Regions from separate parts of the Mus musculus genome. Here region 2 is linked to region 1. Evidence: chromatin loops called from intact Hi-C (ENCODE). Cell type or tissue: gastrocnemius. All regions are shown on one strand. Region 1 overlaps Camk2d (calcium/calmodulin-dependent protein kinase II, delta). Region 2 overlaps Camk2d (calcium/calmodulin-dependent protein kinase II, delta).

Region 1 (5,000 bases):
CAGACCTTCAGTCATTAGTACTGGAGAAAACTTATTTATTGAATTAGGTGGGGAACCCTAGGTTATTCAAACAAAATCCAGAAAACTTATTTATTGAATTAGGTGGGGAACCCTAGGTTATCCAAACAAAATCCAACTGACTCACCCTAATCTTGGGGAAAGAAGAGATAAACTGAGCCTCACAACCTAGGCTGTTGCGTTAAAATATATATATTCTCTTAAGTAATTGAAATATTCATAAATATACTTGATCTCAACACCCAATGATAGGCTACTGAAGTTTAGCTGGACCCATATGCTTTCTCTGTTTATCAGTATAGCTGTTCATCACATGCCTCCTGCAATTTAGCGATTAGAGCTCTTTTTGAAAATGCTTTTTTTCCATACAATATATTCTGATCATGGTTTCTCTTTCCCCAGCTCTTCAAAGATCCTTACCACACAGCAGTAAGTCTCACTCCAGAGTCTATGTGCAGTGACTACCAACAGTCATATTAAATGTGACTTGTATTTTTCCCTCTTTGAACCAATTAATGTGACCAGAGGAATTAATTGTCAGCCCATTGATCTAGAAGTGCGCTACTTAAGCAGGGTAGGCCACATGGGACAAGAGTAGGGGGAAATGGCTTGCAATGGAGAAATGGAGAGCAGTTAGCTCAGCAGAAATGAAATTCAAATAGGTAAAAGATCCAAATCCACTACAGAAGATGAGAGGATGCCAGAAAACAAGCCAAGAACAAAACTACCTTGGAAGAGAAGAAAATGGAATTGCCAAAATGGAGAATCAGAACAGGGAATGATGGGTGCTGGTTATCAGACTTGATCGAAACATCAAACCTTCTTTTCTAATATGAGAAACAATATTTAAAAGTTACCTTTACCAATAAAAATTGGTAATTGTTACTATTTTTCCTGGGTGATGGTCTTTATGCTGAAGTGTATTATAAAGCCAAAGCTTAGCATTTTTAGTTCAGTCATTATCATAGGAACTCAAATAATTCCATGGATTTCTGCTGGATGGATTTTCTTCTCCTTATTGCCTTTAAAAATATTACATTTAGCCGGGTGTGATGGCGCACGCCTTTAATCCCAGCACTCAGGAGGCAGAGGCATGCGGATTTCTGAGTTCTAGGCCAGCCTGGTCTACAGAGTGAGTTCCAGGACAGCCAGGGCTACACAGAGAAACCCTGTCTCGAAAAACCAAAAAAAAAAAAAAATTACATTTATTTATTCATACATTCATGTCTGTGTGACAGAGTGGTTGGGAGTTCGTGTGTGCTGGTTAGCGGACTACTTGGAGGAACTAATTCTCTCCTTCTATCCTGTGGATCCCAAGAACCAAACTTAGTGCATCAGCCTTGAACACTACTGCCTTTACTCACCTAACTGTCTTGTGAGCCATTCATGGCTTTCTGTGCTGAAGTTTGAAAGGACTGAAGATGTTGTCATAGTCACTGTTCTATTGCTGCAAAGAGATGCCACGACCATAGCAATGCTTGTAAAAGAAATCATTGAATTAGGGCTGGCTTACAATTTTAGAGGTTTTCTTCATCATCTTCATGGCAGGGAGCATGGCAGCATGTAACAGACATAGTTCTGGAGACATTGAGAGTTAAACTTTTAACCTGCAGGCAGTAGGAAAGGAAGAGAAACTGTAGGCCAGGCTTGAGCTTTGGAAACCCAGAAGCCCACCCTCCAGTGACACACTTCCTCCAACAAGGCCACGCCTACTCCAACAAGGCCACACCCCTAATTCCTCTCAAGTAGCACCAACAAACATTCAAATGACCAAACATTCAAGTATATGAGCCTATTGGGAGGGAACATTACTATTCAAACCACCATAGATGCATACAGCAATATTAAAAACATTATGAAATTATATAACATCTATGAATTCTATTAATAACAGGGTATGTTTTATCATATGCAAAGTCTATATATGATTTATATACATGCATCCCATAATATATATATGTTTGTAAATGTAAAGGTTCTTTGTGTGTATATACAAATGAATATGCAAAAGGCTTGAGTGGAACAAAGAGTGATGTTTATGGGGAAAAAGATCACTCTAGAAGTGCATCTTCAAGCCTTAAGTAACATGTTTAATTATAACAAAATATAATCTTTTTATTATTGCCTATGTATTACTCAATTTTTGAGTTTTTAAATTCAAACAGTGCTTGGTGTTAATCCATAGATAACGAACAAGCAAACTATTTAATTTATTTTATTTTGCCTTGGAATGGAAAACTGTCAGGTGATTAGTAAATGAACACATCAGATTTAACTGGGAGTTGTTCAAAATAACTGGTACAGTCTGGAGCTGTATCATTGGCCAAAGTGAGGCGATGAGCAAGGACAGCATCTGCTGAGTCCTGCTTGGACAAGGAGAGAGAGAGTGACTCACCTATGAGTCCAGCCTCAGCAGGCTCTGGAATTAGCGACTGAGCCATCACTGCTTCCCCTAGGAGAGAAAGCTCCTCCACCCCCATCCCCCATGTTGTGTGTTTCTCTGAGATGGCCAAAATCCTGTCAAGGAACCTCTTGCTTTCCTCCATAAGCCACACATAGTCCCTTTGGCTACAAATCCTTAGTTAAACCAGAAGCAAAAGCAAGAAAGAGAAACTAGGAGACTAGAGAGGAAACATTAGAGGGGGAAATCAGCCCAGCATAGAATAGGAAGGATATGAGGAGGCCTCCCCTGGTATGGTCTGGGGTAACTATCAGCTTTTGTTTGATTCTGTTTGTGTATGCTAATGTGGCTTTTTCCACTTCAGTTGTTATTCATATGGAACCAGTGCTGTGGCTGTAAAGCAGGAGGCAGAGCCCTGAAATCAAGTGTGTAGGTTTGACCTGCCCTTCTGCCGATTACTTCTACTCCAATTTTGAGCAGTCTGCTTTGCTTCTTGGAACCTTAATTTTGTTGATTGTTTTGACCAAAATAACAATATCACACATTGTCCAGAAGAATTAAATAGCTCTGTTGGTGTAAACTTTGCCAAAGAAGTATTTGAGGGAGAATAGCACTTGATAAGTGTTACTGTAGTTTAAAAATTCTGAGTTCTATGGAAACAAACACAGTTTTGAATTGTATCGACTTCTTTCCTATCATACTGTTTCAGAGAAGAAGGGGTGGGAGCGGATGCAATTGTGTATGATGAAGCAACTGGGGGTAAGCTGAAAGAGATCAGGGAGTCTAGAGGATGAAAAACACCTTCCTAACTAGTACCTAATAAACCACAGTGCTCATGACTGGTCTTGAAGTATGCATGCATTTCTATGGATGGAGCAACAGTGACAGTCAAGATTTGCTTTCATTAGATGAGAATAAGTAGGCTCTTTGCTTACTCACCCTTTCGCTGCTTCATCAGAATTAGGAGGCTTGTTATAAAAGCACATGCCTATACAGGATTTTCTGCCCTGATCATCAGGACCCGGGAAGAAGCCCAGGAACATCTGTCCTCTGTCCTCTCCAGACCTCCAACTTACACAGTCGCCCTGTGTGAGTCCCCTAACTCAGTCTGTCATGCCCATCTTTAGTCCACGTGTATTAGCACGTGGTAGGAATAAAGGACATGTCCAGGTAACATAAATACCAAGAAACAAGTTAGATACCTGCTTTTGTCAGTGCATTTTGTCTGTGCCCTTGTTTTATATGCATTTAACGGTAGTAATAAAAACGAAAATTGCATTCTTTATCCCCAAGTGGTCCCATTTCAAACCATGAGTGCTTTCAACAGCAGCTAATAGGTTGGGTTTTCCTGCTGGCAGTGTTCCTAGAGAATGTTGGATCCGGGAAAAGTTATCAGGAGAATCCTACTCTGTAAAGGAGATGAGTTTCCTTTATAGATGTAAATGAGTGTGATGTCACCTATTGTGGGTTTTGTCTCATCATAATGCCACTACAGGGCATTTCACAGTAGCATTAAAGAAGAATTCTTGCTTGTTATTCCAGGAAATTATTTATTCTGATTTTAATTTCTCTAAGGGAATTATTTTTATCACCGAGAGCAGTATCAGTTATATTAGAATATTTTAGATTAATTTCTTACATGAAACCTACCAAAACTTGATAATGGAGGCTTTTATTCGGCTGATGATTCCGTTCTCATTGCTGTGCATCCTGTGCAGGCTGCATATCAGAGTGTACACAGGGAAGTCACAGCCCTGGGAAATTCTCATCAAAAACCAGTGGTTCATCCGAACGAAGTGGGTGGAGCTTCAAGGTGACAGTTCAGAGAAAATTTAGCATGCAGCAATTTAAAATTAGAAGCCCTTGATGAAAGATGAGACCTGTTTTAAGCCACTTGGTGAGCCCCACCTTTTAAAGGCAAGATTGGACTCCAGAGGGCTGCTGAACAGTCACGGGAGGACAGTCTGTCTCCTCCCATTCGGTGTGTGTGACTGTGTTAAATAAAGCTGTGACCTCTGATTATCACCCGGGCATTTCCACTGGCAGAGTGCCATGGAATAGCACATATTTGTCAAGCAGTAGGGGCTGGATTCAGAGACTGTCTGAGCTTCTAACACTGCCTACTGTGTATACTGTAAATACAGTAAAAGCGACATTTTACCTGGGTAGCAGGTAAGCGAAATCGCTGTGATTCCTGGGCATCACTGCTCTTTCACACATTACCTGTTTCATGAAGTCCGTGCCTGTTACTTAAATGATCATGTGACCAGGCAATGGGGAGAAGAAATATCATCTAGTTTCTTATAATCACCCATGTATATAAGATTCATGCTACTATTTAAGGGAAGGTCTTTCTTTCTTTCTTTCTTTCTTTCTTTCTTTCTTTCTTTCTTTCTTCCTTTCTTTCTTTCTTTCTGTCTGTCTTTCTCTCTTTCTCTCTTTCTTTCTGTCTTTCTCTCTTTCTTTCTCTTTCTCTTTCTTTCTTTCTTTCTTTCTTTCTTTCTTTTTTCTTTCTTTCTTTTGTTTTTTGTTTTGTTTTGTTTTTTCGAGACAGGGTTTCTCTGTATAGCCCTGACTGTCC
Region 2 (5,000 bases), 82 kb before region 1:
GCAATAGAACGTCCTGGCTGTTTATCACAGAGTTACCTCAACTCTTTTTGGCTCACCTTCGAGGTTGTGGTCCACAGACAAACATTTCGTACTCTTCACTGTTCTCCAAGCCCTCTGAGTAGGTTTCTTCCTGATTATGAGTCATGCTGTGCTTGCTCTTTGTCACAATCTCACTTCGTCCCCTTCAAAGTGGAAAAACCTCTACACACTCACAAGGCCATGCTCTACTCCCTCACCTCGTCCTTGCTTTTGTTTTTTCTGTCTTGTCCCCACAGTGGTAAGCATATCCCTGTGTCGGGTGTTCCTTCCGTCATGTGCTGTTGCTTGCTCTTGGTGACTTCCACTCTTTGCCTACTGGGCTTTTCTGGGATAGGTGTCTACTTGGTATCATTGTTGCCTCAGCATGGCCTATCCAGTGCATGTAACACAGTCAGCAGTGAGTTAGGCTGGGTCTTAGATGGCCAGGGTCCTGCCCACCATGTCCTGTGCCCTCCAGGACTAGCCTGTCCCACTTGTTGATTTCAGTCTGATAACTAGATGTAACCCTGGCCTCACCTGCCACATCCTAGCTGCTCAGCAGGAACCTGTCTGGTTTTCAGTCAGAGTTTCCTGTGCAGGTGGCGGAGGATTTTGAAATGCTTGAAACGAAGCCATCACACCCACTTGAAATAGTTTCTCTCATCTGTGTGATAAGAGGTGGGTGGCAAAAATAAGTTCACAGAGCCTATTACTTGGAGCTGAGATCACGGATTAAATGTCTTGAATGGGGAAAAAAATGTATTGGTTGCACTTAGAATATTTTCTCTGACCTTTCTTACCTTGAATTCAGAAAGAAGGCAGTTTTCTCATGTTGGAGGAACGCTGACTAATTCCCTGTACCTCCTTCACTGTCGAGCATCTGACTCATGTGTATTTAAGGGAACTAGCTGATGACTGGACTCATGCAGCTACGAGGAAAACATGGGATCCAGACCTGTTTGTTACCCTGTGTTCTTAGGGCCTCTTTGATGCGGCAGCCCTGGTGACTCACTTCAGCTCGGTTTGCAGAACACTTGAATGAAAACTTCATGCACAGTGATAGTTAAGAATGCTATGTAGACTGAACTGATGCGGGATGGTCAAATTCCTACTTTCAAATGAAATTTAAAAAGGCCAAAGTAAAGGTCTCTGCCTGGTTTCTCCAAAGCAGAGCCTGAGAGAAAGAGGTTGTCTGAGAGAGCTGGACGTTGGGTTGGACCAGAGAAACAGGAAAACTGACGAGCTTGGCCTGTTCTGCACGGCACCGAGGTTTTCCTGACTACAAGGGTATGTCTGCAGGGCACAGAAAGGCAGCAGGGAACCCAACTGAAAGGCTTACAGATTGAGAATATGTGCAGGAACGGTAAATGGTAACTAACATTTTGCAGCTAAAAAAAAAAAAAAGAAGCCGAAGTGACTTTCTACATCAATTCAAAAAGTTTTGAATACCTGTTTTGCTCGTATACCATTGCTAGTATTTGAAAATTCGTTTAAAAAGTCAATACACTGATATAAAATATTGTTTGTCCTAATAACCCCAAACATCTGAAACCTTTGGCTTGTTTCTCTGTGGTACAAAGTTCTAGCTTGCCCTCCGTGTGTGTGTGTGTGTGTGTGTGTGCATGTGTGAAACATATAACTTAATTCTTCTTCTTACCCCATGTATTCTGTTTTATGTTGTCAGTTTTCTGTTAGTGAAACACCAAAGCCTTGCACCCTGTAAAGAGGTCTACTTAGTTCCTGTTCCATATCTGTTTTGATCTCTAGGGGCCTGAGAACATGGTACCGCTTACCGTCAATGGGTAGAGTCATTTACACAGGAGGAAGCAAGAAGACCAATAGAGATAGCCCATCATGCTTTTGGTCTTGTGGTAACCCATTTATTCCTCTGAGGTTTCAATCACTCTCATGAGATGTGGTGTCTCTGGTGACTGAACACCTCCCACTGGGTCTCATCTTTTAAGAGGTTCTAGTACTGTTCAGTGTTGCTGTTGTAGTCCAAGCATAGGAACCTTTGGGGATATGAACCACGTCCAACCCATAGCATCCTGTAAAACATCTTCTTTTATAGTGTAAACAAGGAAAAGAAAGGGCTGACCTAATTCATGTGGTCCTGTAACCCATGCTTTGATTTGCTTTGTTTTGTTTTGTCTTTTGAGAGACAGGGTCTTAGTATATAGCCCTGACTGGCCTGAGACTTAATATGTAGATATAGATATTATTAGGCTCATCTTGACCTCACAGAGATCCTCCTGCCTCTGCCTCAGAGTGCTGGGATTAAATGTGTGTGTCACAATACTCAGAGCTGAAGTTTTAAGTATGACTATTTCTTAAATTAGGAAAACATATATACTGACATTATAAAACTAACCAATTATGAAGTAGAACTCAAGAAGTCTGTTTTTGTTTTTTTATTTTTAAATTAAGTAAAATATTAACTAATGTCAATTATTTACATTTCAGCAGACCACTTAGTTAAATGGTAGTTTAACCAGGTTTTTAGCCATGGTATGTGTGGCTCTGTTTGTTTATTTGTTTTTATTTGTTTGGTTGTTTTGCTACTCAATTTATTATCATCTATTAAATGGAGTAAACTCTAGAAACAATTTGAGATGAGAGGTGTACCTTGTCAAGAGCCTGAATTGTCCTGTGCTTAGCGGGACTTAGGATGCCTGTGCCATTTATTGTATTTGGATTGAAAATGAAGAATATAAAGATTTTTAGATTTTTTAAAATCTTGTATACTGCAGTATCATATATGATAAGACGATTGCAAAAGAAAGAGAAATAGCTTAAGCCGATGTGTCACTATCAGTAAAACGAGCACTTAGTTAACAGGAACCTGAAAACTCCTGAGTCTTCCAGTATTCTTTAATCGAAGAATGGCTGTAGGAGGTAATGCTGTTTGTGACCTACCTCTCTCATGAAGAAAAAAAAAAGAAGATTAATTAGTGAGTAATTAATAGACCAATGCACAGCCCCAAGAAAGGTGTTCTGCAGGTCAGAGCTTTCATTAAAAGTTGACTCTCCAGACCTCATGAGATGGAGCCTTCAGTCAGTGCTCATAAGGGAGCCACTCATCTTCAGGCAGTGACACCAGGGATATTTGTTCTAGTTCCATTTGACAAGGCTCATTTTCCCACTGTGTTCCTTAGTGTCCTCATCTGTCAAATCAACAGTCTATGACTGGGTAGTCACTAAGAGGAACTTACTCCAAACGTGCCATCATCAATGTCCTTTCAACTCCCATTTCCCACCTATTAAACTACTGCTAAGATATATTTCACATGCCCCACTCAAGTGCTGTGGCAGATCTTTGTCTCCCTTTCTGATGAAGACCGCATCATAGCCAGCACAGACTCTAGGTCAGGGTCAGCTTCAGGAACAATCAGCTGGTCCTAAAGTGATCATAACCCTCCTGTGGCTTCTCGCATCTCATGACCACAATGGGAACTGAGGTCCCAGCTGTGGACCACACTGATTTACTCTGAAGCTCCTGGCCAGACAGAAACTTTAACGGTTTTGCTTTCAGTTTGCTTCTTATATGGCTTGGCTTATACTCTCTCTTTCTCGAGATCTAGCAATACAATCTTGGAGGTCGTAACCTGAAAATAATTTGCACCACACATGACATTTCAGCATCTGTTTCTGAAGAATCTGACCTGGTGAAAAGACCTCAAGCAGAATGTATAAAAAAAGACAAAACACACAAGCTGAAGGGAGATCTGAAGCATAAAGGATTTTTTTCTCAGTCTATGCCTTATTCATTGGAAAACTGCATTTCGAACCAAAAGCAAGAGAGGCTTAACCAGGAAGAGTCCGGTTACCATGGGGTGTGTGATAGGCAGGAGAGGACACCTCTGGCAGTCCAGGTTGTTTGTCCTGTTAGTGTTGGTTATAGCTAAGCCTCTACTCGCCTGCTTAATCTCTAAATCCATCCCTTTTTGTTTCAGAGAATTTTGGAGAGAAACATCATACCAGATATGTTTGGTTTCTATTAGAGACTGTGTCTTTTTCAGATCAGAAGTGTAGGCAGTGCTTTCTGTCTCCTTCTCCTCTGTCCATGTCTTTTGATTTAAATGGCTCCGACTTGGTTTTCTTCTAAAAAAAGAAGTTGCTGTTTGACAGACGCTGTAAAGTCGAACTTATAACAAAAATTGTATGAGTGCAAGACATTCAGTTTTATACTGGAAGGGAAGTTTGGTAGTTCCTTGCTGGTGCTTTTCCCATATTAAGGATTTTCCAGTTTGGTTTCGTTTTGAAATGAGATTTATTGCACTTTATTGCACAAAGTTATATAACTTGAAGATTTTTGATTCCCCTCTATCCGTTGCTTGAGTGATACGACGGAACTGTTTTTCTATTTCCCTTTTACGTGATTTGATTTGTGCATTTATCTATTCTTGACGAGTCATGTTAGAAGAAACTGAGTTCTGACTGGTGTGTGTAGTAAACTTCAGCTTCTTTTGACCTCACCCTCCATTCATCTACTCCATGATCAGAGAGTAAATCATGTTTCTGATACCATGTTTTAGAAAGCTTAATTATCTCTTTAGCATCAATGTTCATCCATCCATGGAGTCTGTAGTTCTTTCCACTAATGGACAGACGTCCAGAGTAGTATCATGTCAGTGAAATGCCTTCCAGATAAAAGGAGAAAATGCACACCTCTAAGGTTCAATGCAGAGTGTGTAGGTATTTTTGCATAAATTCTAAAAATAAGCTGAATTTCTGCTATTATTAGTCAAAATACTGGGCATTGTGGGGTAGAAGACAGGGCTGGGAGCTTGGGGGGCTCATAGTGTTTCTTGATCTGGGTACTGGTTGAATGAATGTTTGTTTTGTAAAAGATCATTGTGCACTATACTTAGGGCATATTTTCTGTTTCTTCTCTCCTCCCCCCTTTCTCTCTCTCCACACACACACAAATGCATACCACACAACCGTTCTCTCTCTCTCTCTCTCTCTCTGTGTGTGTGTGT

The links. Hi-C counts contacts between places; a loop is a spot of excess contacts. Peaks named below come from ENCODE experiments on the same cell type or tissue, not always from the same donor. Only the 100,000 strongest peaks of a DNase experiment are listed, where the experiment ranks them.
Region 2: it touches region 1 in a loop (2.1-fold over the local background); 1 of 42 quality-filtered maps calls a loop at or near these places.

Annotation. Positions count from the first base shown.
Region 1 is chr3:126,742,190-126,747,189 of GRCm38, forward strand. The region is part of intron 4 of Camk2d (calcium/calmodulin-dependent protein kinase II, delta); the gene reads left to right. Among named protein-coding and RNA genes, the nearest start is that of Gm15551, 76 kb to the left of the region's middle. In gastrocnemius, no CTCF peak of the experiment used is centred here; DNase peaks (open chromatin) are centred at 2,454 and 4,445; H3K4me3 peaks cover 276 bases; H3K27ac peaks cover 1,216 bases.
Region 2 is chr3:126,660,235-126,665,234 of GRCm38, forward strand. The region is part of intron 2 of Camk2d (calcium/calmodulin-dependent protein kinase II, delta); the gene reads left to right. Among named protein-coding and RNA genes, the nearest start is that of Gm15551, 6.2 kb to the right of the region's middle. In gastrocnemius, no CTCF peak of the experiment used is centred here; no DNase peak of the experiment used is centred here; H3K4me3 peaks cover 1,410 bases; H3K27ac peaks cover 2,125 bases.